Regions from separate parts of the Homo sapiens genome. Here region 2 is linked to region 1. A link is an interaction called in ENCODE POLR2A ChIA-PET data of the cell type or tissue named here. Cell type or tissue: GM12878. All regions are shown on one strand. Links, peaks and the distances in the headings refer to the core of each region. The heading gives the core; the rest is flanking DNA. Region 1 overlaps EED (embryonic ectoderm development). Region 2 overlaps PICALM (phosphatidylinositol binding clathrin assembly protein).

Region 1 (9,605 bases), core at 606-8,605:
CGAAAGACGTACTTTAAAAGTGAAAACAGTGCCTTAAACTGCATCTGAAAGTCAGTGTTAAATGCCAGAAGTTGGCCAGTAAAATCCTAAAGCTGAAAAATAACTTTGTGAACAAAAGTGCATAATTGTTCTTTGTACATCTCCTATAGCCTCCTGGTAACTGTGCAGTTACAGTTTATTTCTTCCCCTAGTCCCCAGTGTTCAGATATTCTCATTCTGACTAACAGAAAACAGTGATTTGAATGGAGTCTGCTATGCTTCACTTTACAAGGGAAAAATTTAGCCTTATAAAATTTAGTGAATGCCAGAGAAGCTATTAAGGCCATCTGTTAATTTCCTGTTTCAGAAAAATAAATTGTGTCCTTTTGTATCCACCAAAATTATCCAGTTTATTGTGATTCAGAATATGATTGGCTTATTAAGAAAAAGGCAAATATTATAAGTGTTTTCGTAGGTAAGCGGTTATTACCTAACTTGTGATTTCAGCCTTTGGTTGTGATAAAACTTTATCATACACAATATTTTAAAATGTGAAAACTAGACTAGTAGACATCTTTTAATTTTAGTGTCAAAAGTTAGCTTATGTATGATACACAAAATAATGTATTGCATTTTGGAAAAAAGAAGGGGATAGGTTAGTTTACTGTCATTTTCTGGTTTGTAAGATACATTAATCTTTTCTTATTTCATGATTATTTTATAGGAAGATCATAACCAACCATTGTTTGGAGTTCAGTTTAACTGGCACAGTAAAGAAGGAGATCCATTAGTGTTTGCAACTGTAGGAAGCAACAGAGTGAGTGTTAAGGGGTCTATTTAGTATTTGGCTTGATTTCCAGATCTGGTGTTAATGTAATATTGAAATAGAATAATTTCAAAGTGCATTTTGTGAAGCTGGTTTAGCAATATGATTCTTTCATGTAAGAGTGAAGGTTTCTAGAAATTAATTAAAACTAGTATGCATGGCTGAAAATACATCTATATTTAATATATTACCCCTAATTATTTATGAAACAGGTTTTATACTTGTATTTGTCTTCATAAATACTTGGTTGAAAGAATTGGCGTCCTTTTTTTTTTTTTTTAATTGGCGTTCTTTTTAAAGTGATTTTGGTATTTATCATTCAAATAGCGTAAGAACTGGCTGTGATTTTTTTAAAATTAAGGTAATGAATGGCTCTATAAATGAAGCATAAATCCAGTGGATTTAAATAAGTTATTGAGATGTTTTAATTACTTGCAGTAAACATTTGAGTTTGCTGGGTTTTTTTGTTTTGAGACAGGTAGTGTTTGGTGGTGATTGTTGTTGTTGTTGTTGTTGTTTGTTTTTGAGAGAGAGAGAGTCTTACTCCTTCCTCCAGGATGGAGTGCAGTGGTTAATCAAGGCTTACTGCAGCCTCAACTTCTGGGGCTCAGGTGATCCTCCCATGTCAGCCTTCTGAGTAGCTACAGGCATGCACTACCATCCCTGGCTAATTTTTTTTGTAGGGATAGGTTTTCACCGTGTTGCCCATGCTGGTCTTGAACTCTTGGGCTCAAGCAATCTACCTGCCTTGGCCTCCCAAAGAGCTGGGGTTGCAGTCATGAGCCACCATGTCCAGCCTTTTAAGGAAATTTTATAATGACATGTAAGGCTCTAGGCCTTTTACTATTTGACAAGGTCAATTCATTGAAACTCTAAATATTTTTAAGTTACCACTGAAGTTGATAACATGAAATAATAGCTTTTTTTCTTCTGTTTTTGGTGTTTAGTCAAATGTAGGTTTTAAGATAATGTAGTCTGCTTATAGTTGTTTAGTTCCTAGATTCTTTGAAAACAACAATTCAGAGGAAAAATTTTGCGGTTTTAAGAAAAGGTTGAGGTTATTTTTTTCCTAGTTGGGAATGTAGTGCATTAATTAAATTTGAGTCCACTTTTAAGACACCACTGTAAACCTAAGTTAATATTTAGCTTTGATAGTATTATAATTGGTATAGTTTGTGCTCCAGTGTGCTGATTGCAGTGTTTTAGGTTTTCTAACAAAAAGAATCCCTATTTTTATTTAAAGTGACATAAAGGGGTGTCATATAGTTTATTGAATTATAAAAAGTTCTGCTGTTAGAATTTCTTTAAAAGGAAGAAAGAAAACAAAAACAATTACCACATAAGACATAACCTAGTTAGCAGCCATATAAAGAATTTTTTTTGAACATTAACATAGAGGAGATAATGAATTAATAGGTTGTGATGATACACAGGATCTTCAGAGGTCTTCAGTACTATTATAAAATAATAATAGGTTTTTGCTAATGTGACTGACTATAAGCTATAAGAAAAATGGGGCCGGGCACAGTGGCTCACGCCTGTAATCCCAGCATTTTGGGAGGCTGAGGCAGGTGGATCACCTGAACTCAGGAGTTCGAGACCAGCCTGACCAACGTGGTGAAACCCTGTCTCTACTAAAAACACAAAAATTAGCTGGGCATGATAGCGAGTGCCTGTAATCTCAGCTACACGGGAGGCTGAGGCAGGAGGATCACTGGAATCCGGGAGGCAGAGGTTGCAGTGAGCCAAGATCATGCCATTGCACTCCAGTCTGGACGACAAGAGTGAAACTCTGTCTCAAAAAAAAAAAAAAAAAAAAAAAAAAAGAAAATGGAAAGAAATTTATAAAAGTTTAGTATTACAAAATTGTGTATGGTGTATGTATAGTTTTAATTTTAGAGTATGCAACAAATGAAAAAGGCTATCATACATGTGAAAGTTAATGTTTGATTATCTGTACCCATGAGAAAATAATTCATTAAGCAAATTGTAGACTTTTAAATATGTAACTAATATGTAAATACTCCAAAACTATCCAAAGACTTATTTTTATTTGAATTTTTATTTTTTATGGTTTTTTTTTTTTTTTGAGACTGAGTCTCTCTCTGTTGCCCAGGCTGGAGTGCAGTGGTGCAATCTTGGCTCACTGCAACTTCTGCCTCCTGGGTTCTAGCGATTCTCCTGTCTCAGCCTCCTGAGTAGCTGGGACTACAGGCACATGCCACCACACCCACCTAATTTTTGTATTTTTAGTAGAGACGGGGTTCCACCGTGTTAGCCAGGATGGTCTTGATCTCCTGACCTCGTGATCCACCCGCCTCGGCCTCCCAAAGTGCTGGGATTAAAGACATGAGCCACTGTGTCCGGACTTATTTTATTTTATTTTTTTTTGAGACAGAGTTTCGCTTTTGTTGCCAGGCTGGAGTGCAATGGTGCAATCTCGGCTCACTGCAACCTCCGCCTCCCGGGTTCAAGTGATTCACCAGCCTCAGCCTCCTGAGTAGCTGGGATTACGGGCATGTGCCACCACGCTCAGCTAATTTTTGTATTTTTGGTAGAGACAGGGTTTCACCATATTGGCCAGGATGGTCTTGATCTCTTGACCTCATGATCCGCATGCCTTGGCCTCCCAAAATGCTGGGATTACAGGCGTGAGCCACCGTGCCCGGCCTAATATTTATTTTTTAATAGAGATGGGGTTTTGCTATGTTGCCTAGGCAATTGAATGGATGAAATATAAGTTTAAAAGATTGGAAATCGAAACGACTATTACTGCAATATTTAATATGCTCTGTGTATTATGTAAAACATTCAGCTTTATAATGGCTTCTTTAAGCTCACAGGAGGTATTTTAAGGCAGTAGTTTCTGTAGTATATTTAAGATAGGATTGCGATTAAAATATGTTTAAAAGTTGGAGAGAGTATGTTTTCTATACTTGAGATGAAATTTACTGTATTTTTATTTTCATTAGGTTACCTTGTATGAATGTCATTCACAAGGAGAAATCCGGTTGTTGCAATCTTACGTGGATGCTGATGTATCCTTTCCTGGGTTTTTAATATCTTTAGTCAAAGGAATTTATTTTCAATAAGTGCACCAAAACTTTTATAAATTAATCATTTCCCTAAAGTTATTGTTCTTTCTTAACCGATTTCTTCACTATCACCCAAGAGAATCCTGTATCTAGTTTTCCTGACCCTTAGAAATCCATTGTGGTATGTGTCAACTCAGCTAGGCAAAAAGAAAAAGAAAAGAATCCATTGTGGGATGGATGTGCTGGTTGGGTGCAGATGTCTATAGAGATAGGAGCATTAGAAATCTAGTAATAGAAAATATTAGCAAAGACTGATTAAAACCTCCTTTTTCTTTGACCTTGCCTAGAATATATCATTTCATTGTAGTTATAATGATGAACTTGGCTTGTGACTGGTAGTCATTCTAAGTATTTGATCAACGAAGCCTAGGAAGAAAAAAAAAGTTTAGGAAAAATAAAATATATAAAAATAAAATAAAATAGGAAATAAAAATTGCAAAACAGGTTCATAAAGAAACAGAAAAATTTGAAAAGCCCGAGTTAGAGCGGTAAAAGCTAAGTAATAAGATATTTCTTCCAGATCCATTTGAAAAACCTAGCAAACAAGACAAGGCAAGGACATTCAGTCTTCTCTAAAAGATATTGAAATGTGACCTGTTGTTGTATTGAGACTGTCTCACAAAGAAAAAAGTGGAAAACTGAATTGTTCTTTTTTAGATATTTATAGAGGTATGGGGATAGAGCAGAGGTTAAACTACAGCGTGCAGGTTGGTCACCTGTTTTTGTAAAGTTTTGTTTTGAACACAACCATGCCCATTCATTTGTATATTTTCTGCAGTTATTTTGGTACTGCAACTACAGAGTTGAGTAGTTGTACAAGCAGCTAAAGAGTAAACAAAATTGAGTGGAGAGACTGTAATTTTGTTTGATCATTTGTTATGGATTTTAGACCTCAAATCACCATTGTATATATTTGGTTGTATAAGGAAAATTGAGAACTTTGGTGTCAAAAACTTTAGCAGTTCTTTATAAGTTTCTATTATAATTATTGACATGTTTCTTTTTCAAAAACATTATGTTTCTTAACTGTGGAATTTCTTAGGCTGATGAAAACTTTTACACTTGTGCATGGACCTATGATAGCAATACGAGCCATCCTCTGCTGGCTGTAGCTGGATCTAGAGGCATAATTAGGATAATAAATCCTATAACAATGCAGTGTATAAAGGTGGGTTTTTCTGGTTAAATTGTAGATCTGCTTCTTTTGAATCCACAACTGTAAAAACTTGTAATGTTAAATTTAAAACTAATGGTATGAATGTAACATTTCTCATTTGATTTGTACTTTTCTTACTGCTCTCTTTGGATGAGTCTTTTGAGACGTTTGTCACATTTGGGTAATGTAAATTAAGGAATAAGTGGGAAAATGTTAATATTTGTAGTGCTTTCTTTTTAAATCATTTCCCTCTTTCACCCTTGTCATGGTTTACTTTGAGAGGCTCTAAATGAACAATAAGAGGGAGTCCATTTTCCAAGACACCTAAACTGGAGGGGTGTTATCAAAGGGACCTTGTAACGAACATAAAGGTGAAGCCTAGGAAGTTGATAAGAAGACGGGTTTTTCAAATCACTTTCATCACCTGTTTTTAACTGTTGGGCTACATCACACTCTCCTGAGGATGCTTAAAACCCTACGCATATTGGAGCCTCCGCTAATCCGATCAGAATATCTGCAGGTGGAGTTTTGAGCATCTTTTTTTTTTTTTGTTCTGAGACAGATTCTGACTCCTTTGCCCGGGCTGGAATGTAGTAGCATGATTATAGCTCACTGCAGCCCGTCTCCTGGGCTCAAGCGATCCTCCTGCCTCAGCCTCTCAAGTAGCTGGGGCCAATTTTTAATTTGTGTGTGTGTGTGTGTGTGTGTGTGTGTGTGTATGAAGATAGGGTCTTGCTGCATTGCTCTGACTGGTCTTGAACTCCTGACCTCAAGCGATTCTGCCTTAGCTTTCCAAAGTGCTTGGATTAAAAACATGAGCCACCCACTGTGCCTGGGGTCTTTTTTTTTTTTTTTTTTCCTTTTCACCTCAAGTTTGTTGGGTGATTTTAGTATGCAGCCAAGGTTGAGAACCACTACTTTAAGTGAAACTATTTTTACATTCTCTAAAGATTTATGAAAAAAAATTTACTGATTTTGAGATAGGAAACTTGAAATGTTTTAAATTTATTGTAGCACTATGTTGGCCATGGAAATGCTATCAATGAGCTGAAATTCCATCCAAGAGATCCAAATCTTCTCCTGTCAGTAAGTAAAGGTAAGTGAAGCAAATGTTTCTTGAGTCTGTGCAATTTGTCAGAATTAAGATGGAGTCACTAATGTCAAGAAAACCCTGACAAATAGGAAAAACCATGAGAAGAGAGTCCACATGCTTGTATGTCTGATAATAAAAACTCACAAAAAAACACAACCACAACCTTGCACAAAGGCCATCACAGCCTTACACAGAAAATACTGGCAGTAAGTGCCTCTCCATCCTGAGACTGGCATCACCCTTGTTACTGATTTTGTGGCCAATCTTATTTCAAAACAATTATGTAATCCTTCTCATTTTTTTCTTTAAAAACCTCTGTCTTTCCTTTACGTCTCGGAGAACACACATAGTTTACTTTGGCATGTACATTCTCATTGCAGTGCATTATTTCCATATAAACATCTTTTATTTTAGAGAGCCTCTCTGTTACTTAGGTTGACAGGTCCTGTTTTATTTTAAGTCTAGTATCTGTTAGTTATTTTTCCTGATCTTCTTACTCCTCCCACCCTCTACCCTCCAGTAGGCCCCAGTGTATGGACAGATAGTGTTCTAAGGAAATAAAGCCAAATTAAAAAAAAGGTTATAACAGTACATTTTAGTAGGAAAATCCCAGGCTATGTTAGCATATCCAAATCATTTTGTCCAATCATGTAATAATAAATACTACATATGAAAATTCATATTGCTTTTTTATTTTTTAAAAAAGCTTTTGTTTTATAAAGGATTTCCTATAGAATTTCTTAAAAATGCTACGTTTTTCAGGATAAGTTATTTGAAATATTCCCATAAAGGGAAAGCATTGCATTTTGGAAATCACTACCTCTAGGAAGAGTTGATTACTTTTTCTTGTCTCTTGATAACACTAATTGGGGCTCAGATATTTCTGAACAACTGTATAGACCGTAATGCCTCACTTGTTCTAAATATTACAACTTTTTTTTTCTCTTTTCTTTGTTTTTTGGTTTTTTTTTTTTTTTTTGAGACAAAGTTTCGCTCTTGTTGCGGAGGCTGGAGCGCAATGGTGCAATCTCGGCTGACTGCAACCTCTGCCTCCCGGGTTTAAGAGATTCTCCTGCCTCAGCCTCTCGAGTAGCTGGGATTACAGGCATGTACCACCATGCCCGGCTAATTTTTGTATTTTTAGTAGAGATACGGTTTCTCCACATGGGTCAGGCTGGTCTTGAACTCCTGACCTCAGTTGATCCGCCTGTCTCAGCCTCCTAAAGTGCTGAGATTACAGGTGTGAGCCACTGCGTCCTGCCTCTATTTATTTATTTATTTATTTATTTTTGAGACAGAGTCTTGCTTTGGCGCCCAGGCTGGAGTGCAATGGCTCTATCTCGGCTCACTGCAACCTCTGCCTCCTGGGTTCAGGTGATTCTCCTGCCTGACCCTCCCGAGTAGCTGGGATTACAGGCGCCCTCCACCATGCCTGGCTAATTTTTTTTATTTTTAGTAGAGATGAGGTTTCTCCATGTTGGCCAGGCTGGTCTCAAACTCCTGACCTCAGGTGGTCCACCCGCATCGGCCTCCCAAAGTGCTGGGATTATAGGCGTGAGCCACTGCGCACAGCCCAACATCACAACTTTTAACCCTGGTCTTCCTCTATTGTGTCAGTAAGAGCATTTTTAAAAATCAGAAGTTTGAGCATGAATAAGAATTTTGCTCCAAGTGATACTATCAAGAAAGTAAAAAAGCCTACTCAAAAGGAGAAAAAATATTTATAAATCATTCTGATAAAGGACTTTGATTTTTATTTTTTGTTTTTGGAGACAGGGTCTTGCCCAGTCACCCAGGTTGAGTGCAGTGGTGTGATCATGGCTCACTGTAGCCTCAACCTACCAAGTAGTTAGGACTACAGGCACGTGCCGCCATACCTGGCTAATTTTGTAAAAAATGTTTTTGTAGAGATGAGGTCTCCCTGTGTTACCTAGACTGGTCCTCAAACTCCTGGCCTCAAGCAGTCCTCCTACCTTGGCCTCCTAAACTGCTGGGATTACAGGCATGAGCCATGATTCCCAGCTAATAAGGGACGTGTATCAAGAATTTTTATAGCTCAACAATAAAAAGACAGCCCAATTTAAAAATGGCCAAAAGTTCTGAATGACATTTCTTCACAGAGCATACACAGATGGCCACTGAGCACATGAAAAGATGTTTAACATATTAATCATTAAGGAAATACAAATCAAAACCATAATGAAATACCACTTCACACCTACTTAGGGTGGCTGTAATAAAAACGTTAGATACTAACAAGTATTGACTGGCACAAGAAGAAATCAGAGCCCTCTCAGACACTGCTGGTGGGAATGTAAAATGTAACTACTTTGAAAAACAATCTGGCAGTTCCTCAAAATGTTACAGAGTCACTAATCCTAGATGTTTACATATGTATGTATATCCTAGGGTTGTGTGGGTGGGGGTGTACATATGTATCCCCAACAGAAATAACATGTCCATACAAAAGCTTGTACAAAATTGAAATCAAGGAATCATTTTTACAGCACTGTTAATTTTCACATGTATTACTACCTCTGGGGTGTTTATGTGATGCATTTATATTCACAGACAGAATGAACATTGTTATATTTCAAGCTTACATGACGTGTCTTTGCTTTACATTCTTTCTTTTTTTTAAATACTGTTTTAGAGACAGGATCTCACTCTGTCAACCAGGCTATAGTAGAGTGATGTGATCACAGCTCACTGTAGCTTGAGCTCCTGGCCTCAAGCAATGTTCCCACCTCATCCTTCTGAGTAGCTGGGACTACATGTGCACACCACCATGCCTGGCTAATTTTTAAAAATTTTTTGTAGAGATACGGTTTCATTATGTTGTCCAACCTGGTCTCAAACTCCTGGCCTCAAAAGATCCTCACACCTTGGCCTCCCAAAGTGCTGGGATTACAGGTGTGAGCTACTGCTGTACATTCTTTATTAATGTTTAATATAACATTGCTCAAATTATAGCTGCATAATTTTTGAAGAGGGACTGTCATTCTATAAAATTGTGCATGATATATGTAGTTATGTTTTCAGCTTACTGTAAAAATCATAAATCTCAGTCCCCTTTCAATTTTTTAATGTGAGTATGGTGAAGGGAAAAGCTAGTATCTTGTTCTGTGGGATAAAATTGCTTATGTCAAATCTGTATTTTATTTCAAAAGTATATTTCCATCAAATTAGGTTATTTAAAGAAAGTTATTTGAGATAAATATGCTTAAAATATTTTTCAGACCACATGAATATTTCTGAACTTACTGTCTTAGTCCACTTTAACCTGGCATTAGAAAGTAAGAACAAGAAATTGAACTTGAAGCCTTTTTTTTTTTTAATATATAATTGGAATTAATTCATTCATAAGAGTGGTACTCTCATGACCTAACGCTTCTCATTAGGTCTCATCTCCCAACACTGCTGCATTGGGATTAAGTTTCCCAACCTGCTTTTTCG
Region 2 (9,605 bases), core at 1,145-9,144, 240 kb before region 1:
AAATTAGCCGGGTGTGGTGGCAGGCACCTGCAATCCCAGCTACTCGGGAGGCTGAGACAGCAGAATCGCTTGAACCCAGGAGGTGGAGGTTGCAGTGAGCCAAGATTGCGCCATTGCACTCCAGCCTAGGGGACAAGAGCAAGACTTCATCTCAAAAACAAACAAACAAAAAAAACTTAACTTTGTAACTACAACTACCAAATGCAAAGAACATAAAAGGCCAAGAGGGAAGGTCAACAAATTAAAACTTACTTGAAGAATTTACTAGAATCACAGCATAAACACCACCTTCTTCTGTTTTAGTACGTGACTGACCCTTAAAAAACGGAAAGGATCTTTCTCCTTGAAACATTTTTAAATTCAAAATTAATTTCAGTAGGCTTCATAAAACAGCAGACTAATAACAAAGCTATTGTTGATCATCCTGTTCTGTCCTATTGCATCTAATATAGAATAATATATCACCACAGTAACAAAGCCTAGAATCACTATGTTGCTAATTCCAAAGTAACTGCTTTGACATAATTGAGCAAATTATCCTAGGAAGAAATCTTTGGTGGAGATGGGTAGAGGCTGGAGAATGGGAGAACAAACAAAAAAACCCCTTAAGAACGCCTCTGTGGTAGCAAGATAATGCCTGCAAGTATTACCACACCTGCCTTCCGTGACAATTTCAGAAAATTATTTTTAAGCAGAGCTGCAAAATTAGATATCCTATTACCTACATTCATAGTTTTCACAATCAATGATAATAAATACACAAAATCCATTTCTGTCGGGGAACAAAAGCTTTTTTTTTTTTTTTGAGATAGAGTCTTGCTCTGTCGCCCAGCCTGGAGTGCAGTGGTGCGATCTCAGCTCACTGCAACCTCCGCCTCCTGGGCTCAAGTGATTCTCCTGCCTCAGCCTCCTAAGTAGCTGGGATTACAAGTGCCCGCCTCCATGACTGGCTAATTTTTGTATCTTTAGTATAGACGGGATTTTGCCATGTTGGCCAGTCTTGAACTCCTGACCTCAGGTGATCCACCCACCTCAGCTTCCCAAAATGCTGGGATTACAGGTCTGAGCCACGGTGCCCAGCCAACGAAAACATTTTGAACTATGGCTCCAGCTGTCTCACTGGAAAGAAACCTGCACTGATACTGGATATTCTCTACCACATTTAACAATAAACATTCTCAAATATATGGTTCATTCCAACCATAAAAATCTCTGGCACTACTGTATGTCACCTACTTAATTTTATAGAGAAGTAAACAATGTAAAAACAGGTAACTTTTCAATACTCGCTATTGAATTAAATTTACAGCATGTATTTTATTCACTACTTTATCATATTCATATCTTGCCACAGAATTCAATACAGCATAATAATGATTGAATACTAAATTGAAGACATTTATTTTATTTGGATAGTGAGTGATGACTTCAAAATCCATACTTACAGACAAAAAGGCAAGTTAGGAGACAGTCACTTAAAGACAGTTTACCTCTGCAACTTTGAGGAACTCTGAGATTCTTGTCATCCTAGTTAGGAACTTCTTATAGATGTCAAGACCTTCTTTGCATTGGTTCTTTTTCATATCAAAATATTTTTCTGACAAAATAAATGTAAAAATTCTTTTGTTCACATCAAAATATAACACCCAAAAAAGGAAAAAAAAAGTAGGTAATAGCTCCAAATAGGTCTCTAAAGGAGCATACATACCCTACTAGAAAAATATCAGTGTTAAGTTAGCTTAGGTATTTAAAGCAAATTAGAATAGAGGTGCTATTATACTAAAAAAAGAAACATTACTTGACCCTACTCATATTCCTAGTTTGTGCCATAGTACTTTTCCTCACAATTACCTAAGTACATATTTGTGTGTAAACACGTACCACACTTGACCCCATTTAAAACAGCACTAACATCTATTTCCAATCTTACTAATAGTATATTATCTAAGATAACAACTTTACCATGCCCAAATGTCACTCAGAAAGTTCATTTAAGTTTAATGTATACATAGAAAAGGTTAATTTATACTAATTATAGTATTGAAGACTATGCCTTCCAAAGCTTTATAGAAAAACCTTTATTTTTCACTTGTGAAAAAATAAGCCAAATTTCCCTATCCCTATAGATTAAAGCATCCCTGAGTAAGTCCACGTTACTTCAGACTATAAAAAACAGATTTAAATTTTTTAAAAGTTCATTATGGAGTTGATTATGAGAAAACAATATTCTTCTGGGACAAAATATTTGTTTTTTTCCCATCTTTTTTTATTGTGGTAAAATACCTGTAACATAAAACTTACTATCCTTTTTGTTTTTTTTTTTTTTTTGAAACTGAGTTTCGCTCTTGTTGCCCAGGCTGGAGTACAATGGCACGATCTAGGCTCACTGCAACCTCCGCCTCCTGGGTTCAAGCAATTCTCCTGCCTCAGCCTAAAACTTACTATCTTAACCCAGCTAAATTTTAAAGGCACTTTTATATTTCTAAAAATTAATAAAATGGGTGGAAAAAACATAGATACATCTAAAAAATAAAGTTCATCTTGCTGAACATCCTGGGTATAAAAATATGTAATCACTTGCAGAAGTAATTAGGTATAAAACTCTTTTCTCCAAATTAACTGTTACAATGAATGAATATATCATAATAAATTTTTAGCCAGCTTTAAGTAACAACTCAGTCAATATTGTTTATCCATATGACACAAGATAAGAAATGTTATTAGGCTACAGCAGTATTTACCCAACAAATTAATAATTCCTTCATTGTATGCTGCAAACAGTCTAATGGCATCTTTGAACAGGAGCATGAAGGCAGCATTTATTACCCCATTTGTAAGTTCATTGCTATTAACCTAGGGAAAAATTGGAAAATAAAATTAGCTAATCTTAGGTTTTAAATGACATTGACAAAAAGATTTCCTTCAAATTAAGATACAGTAAATTCATGCATTAGGCATGTTAGTGAAAAATACATTTATTTTCTCTAATACATACATAAAGATCACGGTGCAGTAGCTACCATATAAATGAACATTATTTATTATTATTAAATTTGCTGTAACCAGATAATTGTATTTATTTGACTAAAAGAATACTGGAAATATTTTTAGTTTTATCTCAAGGAATAAATCAAAAAGATAAACCAAATTAATTCTAAGTTCTTTTTTAGCACATGAAAATTAACTCGTTATATATAGAAAAACTAAGCACAAAATTGAATGGCAAACAAAAAACTGGTAAAAAAGTTATTTGCAGACTATCTAGTAGAGCTGATGTCCATTATATAGGGAGAATCCTAATAATAAATAAAGTAAATGAAAACAATTTACAAAATAAAAAATACATATGGATAATAACGTGAAAAGAAATACAACTTCACTTATCAGGTAAATTAAAATACAATAATCAAATCAAATTACTAAAATATCCTTTCCTGAACATCAGACTATATTACTCAGTGCCCATAAGAATGAAAAAAGAAAAGAACACGGTAGCTCATGCCTGTGGTCCCAGCACTTTGTGAGGCCGAGGCAGGAGGATTGCTTGAGCCTGGCAGTTTCAAATGAGACCAGCCTGGGCAACACAGCAAGACCTTGTCTCTACAAAAAACTAAAACCAAGAAAAGGCAGCTGAGCATGGTGGTGTACCCCTGTAGTCCCAGCTACTCAGGAGGCTGAGGTGGGAGGATTGCTTGAGCCCAGGAGTTGGAGGCTGCAATGAGCTATGATCATGCCACAGAACTCCAGCCAGGGTGACAGAGAAAAATGCTGTCTCAAAAAAACAAAAAAAAGATGAAAAAGCAAAAACAGACACCTGTTGAGAAGTTAGTGGCTCACCCTTTTGGAATATAAGCAATATTTATTAAAAATTTAAATGTTTATATTATTTGAACCACCACATTCTTTTTCTGGGTGTTAAACCTATTGAAATAGGTTTACAAATAGAAACACACACACACACAGAGGGAGAGACAGACAAGAGACAGAGAGAGGAGAGAGAATTGAGTGTAGCACTGTTTAGGATAAAAAAACAGAATAAACATCTATCAACAGGAGGATTAGATAAATTGTTATTATATAACAAAGTACAATACAGACATTGAAAAGAATAAGAAATTTTAAACAAATACAATATATTAAGAAAAATATGCATGGTTGGACCCTGAGATTCTATACAAACCAAAATAATGTTGAATAACTGCATCAGTACCCCATGCCTTCTAGAGCAGGGGTCAGCAAACTTTTTTTTGTAAAGGGTCAGATGGTAAATATTTTAGACTGTGGGCCACACAGTCTCTGTCATAACTTTTGAACTCTGCTGTTGTAACATAAAACAGCCATAGATAATATGTATCAGTGAGCTTGGCTGTGTTCCAATAATACTATTGAGGACACTGAAGTTGGAATTTCATGTAACTTCCACCTGTTACAAAATACCATTTAATTATTTTCAACCACTTAAAAAACATACAAAAACAGGCAGTAAGCTGTAGTTGGATAATCTCTGTTTTAGTCTATGAAATACCTGTAAGATTTATTGAATGTTTACTGAACACTTACTATGTGCCACATTAATAGGCAATGGGGGTACAACAGAGAACAAAAGTGACCTAGTTCCTGCCCTGAAGAAGCTTAAAAACTAGCAATTAAACAATTTAAAGGAAAAATCTATTTCAGCATGAAACTGTCACAGTTCCATTCACTAACTTGCACTCACAATCTCTAAAACAAAATGACAAATAAATAATAAACAAAACATTGTTAAGATAGATGACAAAAAAACAGAACAGAGTTGAAAACGTTAACTTCTAACACATTATAAATGAATGACAAAGCTGGCAGCTTGGTTCAAGTCATGGTCATTAAAACAAAAATTCCAGCGAACACAATGCCCTTGGGCAATAGCTACATAATAAGCTATTATAACTGCTATTTAAACTTCTTCTTCTGAATAATTGCCATGCTTTGAGTCCCATTAAATAGACAAAAGTAAAATATTAAGTTGGCTATTTATTTAAAAAATATCCCTGTACATTTTCAAGATCTAAAAGCCATTATCAAAAGAAAATATATTTTCAGATCAATCCTTTCACCACTTTAGCTTGTATATCTTAAAATTCTAGAGCTAGAGAAGCACTAAAGAAATAAATCCAAAACAGTCATAAAAATCAGAAAGTAATTTGACTTGAGACTATTTTATAAAAAATCCTTAGCCATATAGGATATCAGGATGTGAAAAACTAGAGTCTGTGAAAACTTGAGGTTAAAAATTCTCATGAATTATAATGACCTAATTTTTTAAAATCTTAAATTACAAAAGCATAACTCACATTAAAATCAAGAAGTGCATCCATCTGATTCTGAATAATTGGTACAGTTTTTAGGAGTTTTTCTGTGTTCATTGTTCTCATAACTCCATCAGCCCTGTTATGAAAAAACCAGAGAAATAAACAAATGAATCTGCAATTAAATCTACATTTCAAACTCCCCCCCTGGTTTTCTACTAAAACAGAGAACCAAGTTGCTATGAAATGTCACATATTTTTAAGTCATTATGGAACATGAAAACTGAAGCAGAGATCATACAGAAAAAACAAAAACAGGCAACACAATATGTCAAATATCAAGGTACTCATTTAGAACTAAAAAAGAACATAAAGCATGAGCCATAAAAGCAAAAGTATACATTATACAGCAAGGTCTATAGCTTGTATTTTCACAAGATGAAATGATCTGATCCTCACAATCATTGGTGTGTAAAGAGCAGTTTTACCATTTTTTAAAATTACAAATAAAATAATCATTTGCCTCAAGTCAAAAAACAGTTAAACACTCTGTAGGCCAAGAGTTAACAAAGTCTTAGAGCTCTGTTTTATTTAAAGTATTTTATTCATGACCCAACAGCAATGGCTTTTAATTCAGAAATTATAACTAAAACTACTTTATTACAAAATAAAGAACAATTTTACCAAATCATTCTAATCTGGCTATTACACAAGAGATACTTTCAATGGACAGCCTTTAATAAAATAGTCTGTTAAATATTTCCAAACAGATATTTCTAAAGATAGAGAAATTATTGGCAGCACCAAAACAGATTTAAAAACCAGTACATGAAAGGTACTGGGGCTAACGTACACAACTAATATTAAGAGCTTATTATATATCACACTAAGTATTATTCAGAGATTGCCCTATCATTTTCAAATCCTCATTCTACTGATTTACTGTTTGGTTGAGTAACAAGGCATTTCCAAAAAATATGTCAGGTTCCCCTAATTTACAAATGACCTATACTTATAAATGGCTGTTCTACCCTACGATAAACCATGAACTATGACCTCAGACGCCAAAAAACAATTAAGCTATAAAAAGCAACAACTGTGCTTTGTAGGACACAACAAAGTTTAATAACCAAATACTAGACTGCCTTAAGTAGTCACCTATTGATCAGCTTCGGCCTAATTCTCCCTAATGTGTTAACTTATGGATGCCTGTTTCCGCTCAAGTGCTAAACAGCATTGGCTGGAAGCAGCTGCTGGAGCTTGGGCTGAGGACACCATTCCTTCTTTTGCAACTCTTCTTACTGATGTCATTTTTTTACCTCTGGTTACTTCTCCATCACAGAAGATTTGAACATTGGCTCAGTCTTTCTTGTCATTAGCTTCAACATCTACATGGACAACCAATCCAACACCTTGATGTCAAAATCCCTGATTCTAACCTTACTGCCCCCAGAAACCACATCATCCTAGCCCCACCCCTGAAGAACAACAACAAAAAAAGGTAAAATTCAGACACCTTATTCTGTGACAATTACCTTTTAACCTTTCAGCTGCTTTGGTCACATATCCCTGTGGTAAAAACTATTTGACCTCATCAGAAACTTCAATGTTTCAACTCCACCACTACCCACATTGATCCTTTCTCATTTTTACTTTCTTCATCTAGCTTAGAATTCCACAGATCATTAATATAATCACTCCTTTACAAATACCTTTAACTTTCTTGCACCTCTTTTCTTCCCTGCATTTCAGTCATCTGGCAAATTCACTATCCTGGCTGAGCAAACACCTAACTAATCCATGCCTGTACACACATAGCTGAGTGCTGGTAAAGAAAACAGCACAACTGGGCAAACTGGCAAAACTATAAACTCATGATCATCAACCTCAAATGAATACTCAACATTGCCAGCAATCCTCTTAGCCGTCTCTAATAAAATCCTCTCCTAAGTATCTTCGAATCCTCTTCTCTTTCCTTGTCTCCTTACATGAAACACATAAGCTCTCAGCTCTTAACTCCCAAAATATTTCATTCTGGAACAGAAAATAACAAAAAGCAATTGTCTGGTCTTCTTGCCACCCAAACTATATTTCTATTTAAAAAGTGTTGGCTAAGGCTGGGCGCGTTGGCTCACGCTTGTAATCCCAGCACTTTGGGAGGCTGAGGGGCGAGTGGATCACGAGGTCAGGATTTCGAGACCAGCCTGGCCAATATGGTGAAACCCCATCTCTACTAAAAAATACAAAAAGTAGCCGGGCACAGTGGCATGCGCCTATAGTCCCAGATACTCGGGAGGCTGAGGTGGGAGAATCGCTTGAATCTGGAAGGCGGAGGTTGCAGGGAGCAGAGATCACGCCACTGCACTCCAGCCTGGGTGACAGAGTGAGACTCTGTCTCAAAAAAAAAAAAAAAAGTTAGCTTCTACCTCATGTTTTTCCTACCATGGTAGATTCCAAATGAATCCAAGATTAAAATATAAAACACCTAATCCATAAATATAACTGATGAAAACATAATCATTTTAGCTCACTGAGCTTGCTTGAAAGATAAAAAACATAAAAATGAAGATAATGATTTTGATCACCTAAGATTGTAAAGCTTTTAACAATGTTAAAAAACAAGGAAAAATACTCATAACCTATAACAATTTATTTTCCTAATATACAAAAAGTTCATTTGTTGAGTGTTTGTTATGTGTTAAGCACTACATACAATATCCCATTTAATTCTCACAACAATCCTGACAGGAAAGTACTAATTAACATCGTAATTTTACAGATGAAATAACTCAGAGCTTAAGTAAGGCCTTCCCAGTTTTGCCACAGCATACTAGTATGGTAGAAAGGGTTATAAGTGTGCCAAGATGTTGATCCTTTTTAACCCTTTAGCCTCAAGTAGTCTCTTGTATAAATAGTTAACAGTTTGTGTGCCACCATGTGAAAGAAGTTTAGCAAGCTGATAGATACGTAATAAAATATCCTTGTTTTTAGAAAATATTCACCAAAGTATTAAAAGATATAAACTATAAAAGGCATCAGGTATGTAACCCACTCTCAAATGGTTCAGAAAAAAATGTGTGTGTGCGCCTGTGTGAATATACACAGAAAGAGAAATGCAGATGTGGCAAAATGCTAAAAACTGGTGGTTCTGAGTAAAGTATACAGAAGTTCTCTAATATTCTTGCTACATTTCTGGAAGTGAAATTATTTTAAAGTAATATTATTTTTTAAAAGTCAGTAAACCAGCTAAAGTATCTCACTGAAGTCTCTCATCTAATTGGTGTGAAGCTAGAATTCAAACCTAGATTCATCTGACTAAAAAAGCTTGTGAGTTCTTACCACTATTAAACACAATGGAAAAGAGTGAAAAACCCAATAGAGAAGCTGTCAATGGACATCAAAAGACAATTAATAAAACAAGTATGGCATTCAAAAGGAAGGGGGAGTGTGCTCAATATCACCATTTATTCAATCAACTAATATAAAATGAACACATATGAACGCATTTTTCATGATGATGGAAGAATACAAATAACTATTTAAGCCAATAATTTAGTATAACTTTTATAAAGGATAATTTGGTGTTTTGTATTAAAATGTTAAATGTATATATATCTCAATGACTCATCAATTTTAATAATTTATTCTATAGAAAAACTCAATGCAACCATACATAAAAGGATGGTCAATCCACTGCTTTTATAAGATTAAAAAAAGGGAATAAATCAGATGTACACCTGCAACATAATTCTACAGCCATTCATAAGAATGAGATGGATTGAGGCCAGATGAGGTGGCTCATGCCTGTAATCTCAGCACTTTGGGAGGCCGAGACAGGTAGCTCACTTGAGGTCAGGAGCTCAAGATCAGCCTGGCCAACATGGCAAAACCCCATCTCTACTAAAAATACAAAAATTAGCTGGGCATTGTGGCGGGCACCTGTAGTCCCAACTACTTGGGAGGCTGAGACAGAAGAATCGCTTGAACCCGGGAGGTGGAGGTTGCAGTGAGCCAAGAGCACGCCACTGCACCCCAGCCTGGGTGATAGAGCCAGACTCTGACTTAAAAAAAAAAAAGAAAAAAATGAGATGGATCTATGTGTACAGACATTGAAAATGTCCAAAATACACAGGAGGGGAAGAAAAGCAGCCTTCAAAGAATCTGATCCAATTTTTATGTAATTTTCTATGTGCCTTTATATACATATTTCTATTTACTCGCACAGAAAAGGTTAGACACACTAAAATGTTAACATTTTCTATGAATTAGGATGGTATTTTTCTTAAATTTTATTACTTTTGTAAACATAAAAAAAAATCT

What was found. ChIA-PET counts read pairs that join two places held together with the same protein. Peaks named below come from ENCODE experiments on the same cell type or tissue, not always from the same donor. Only the 100,000 strongest peaks of a DNase experiment are listed, where the experiment ranks them.
Region 2: POLR2A ChIA-PET joins it to region 1 with 10 read pairs; 11 of 35 experiments call an interaction of 5 or more read pairs at or near these places.

The regions. Positions count from the first base shown.
Region 1 is chr11:86,251,445-86,261,049 of GRCh38, forward strand. It overlaps EED (embryonic ectoderm development), which reads left to right. Exons shown (of 12, transcript NM_003797.5): 3 at 704-796; 4 at 3,778-3,843; 5 at 4,943-5,068; 6 at 6,071-6,152. Among named protein-coding and RNA genes, the nearest start is that of EED, 11 kb to the left of the region's middle. RefSeq lists an enhancer at 4,722-4,771. In GM12878, for the core only: no CTCF peak of the experiment used is centred there; a DNase peak (open chromatin) is centred at 4,643; H3K4me3 peaks cover 2,077 bases; H3K27ac peaks cover 2,300 bases.
Region 2 is chr11:86,009,540-86,019,144 of GRCh38, forward strand. PICALM (phosphatidylinositol binding clathrin assembly protein) reads right to left here. Exons shown (of 20, transcript NM_007166.4): 5 at 5,331-5,424; 6 at 2,742-2,853; 7 at 1,491-1,597. Among named protein-coding and RNA genes, the nearest start is that of PICALM, 55 kb to the right of the region's middle. In GM12878, for the core only: no CTCF peak of the experiment used is centred there; no DNase peak of the experiment used is centred there; H3K27ac peaks cover 280 bases.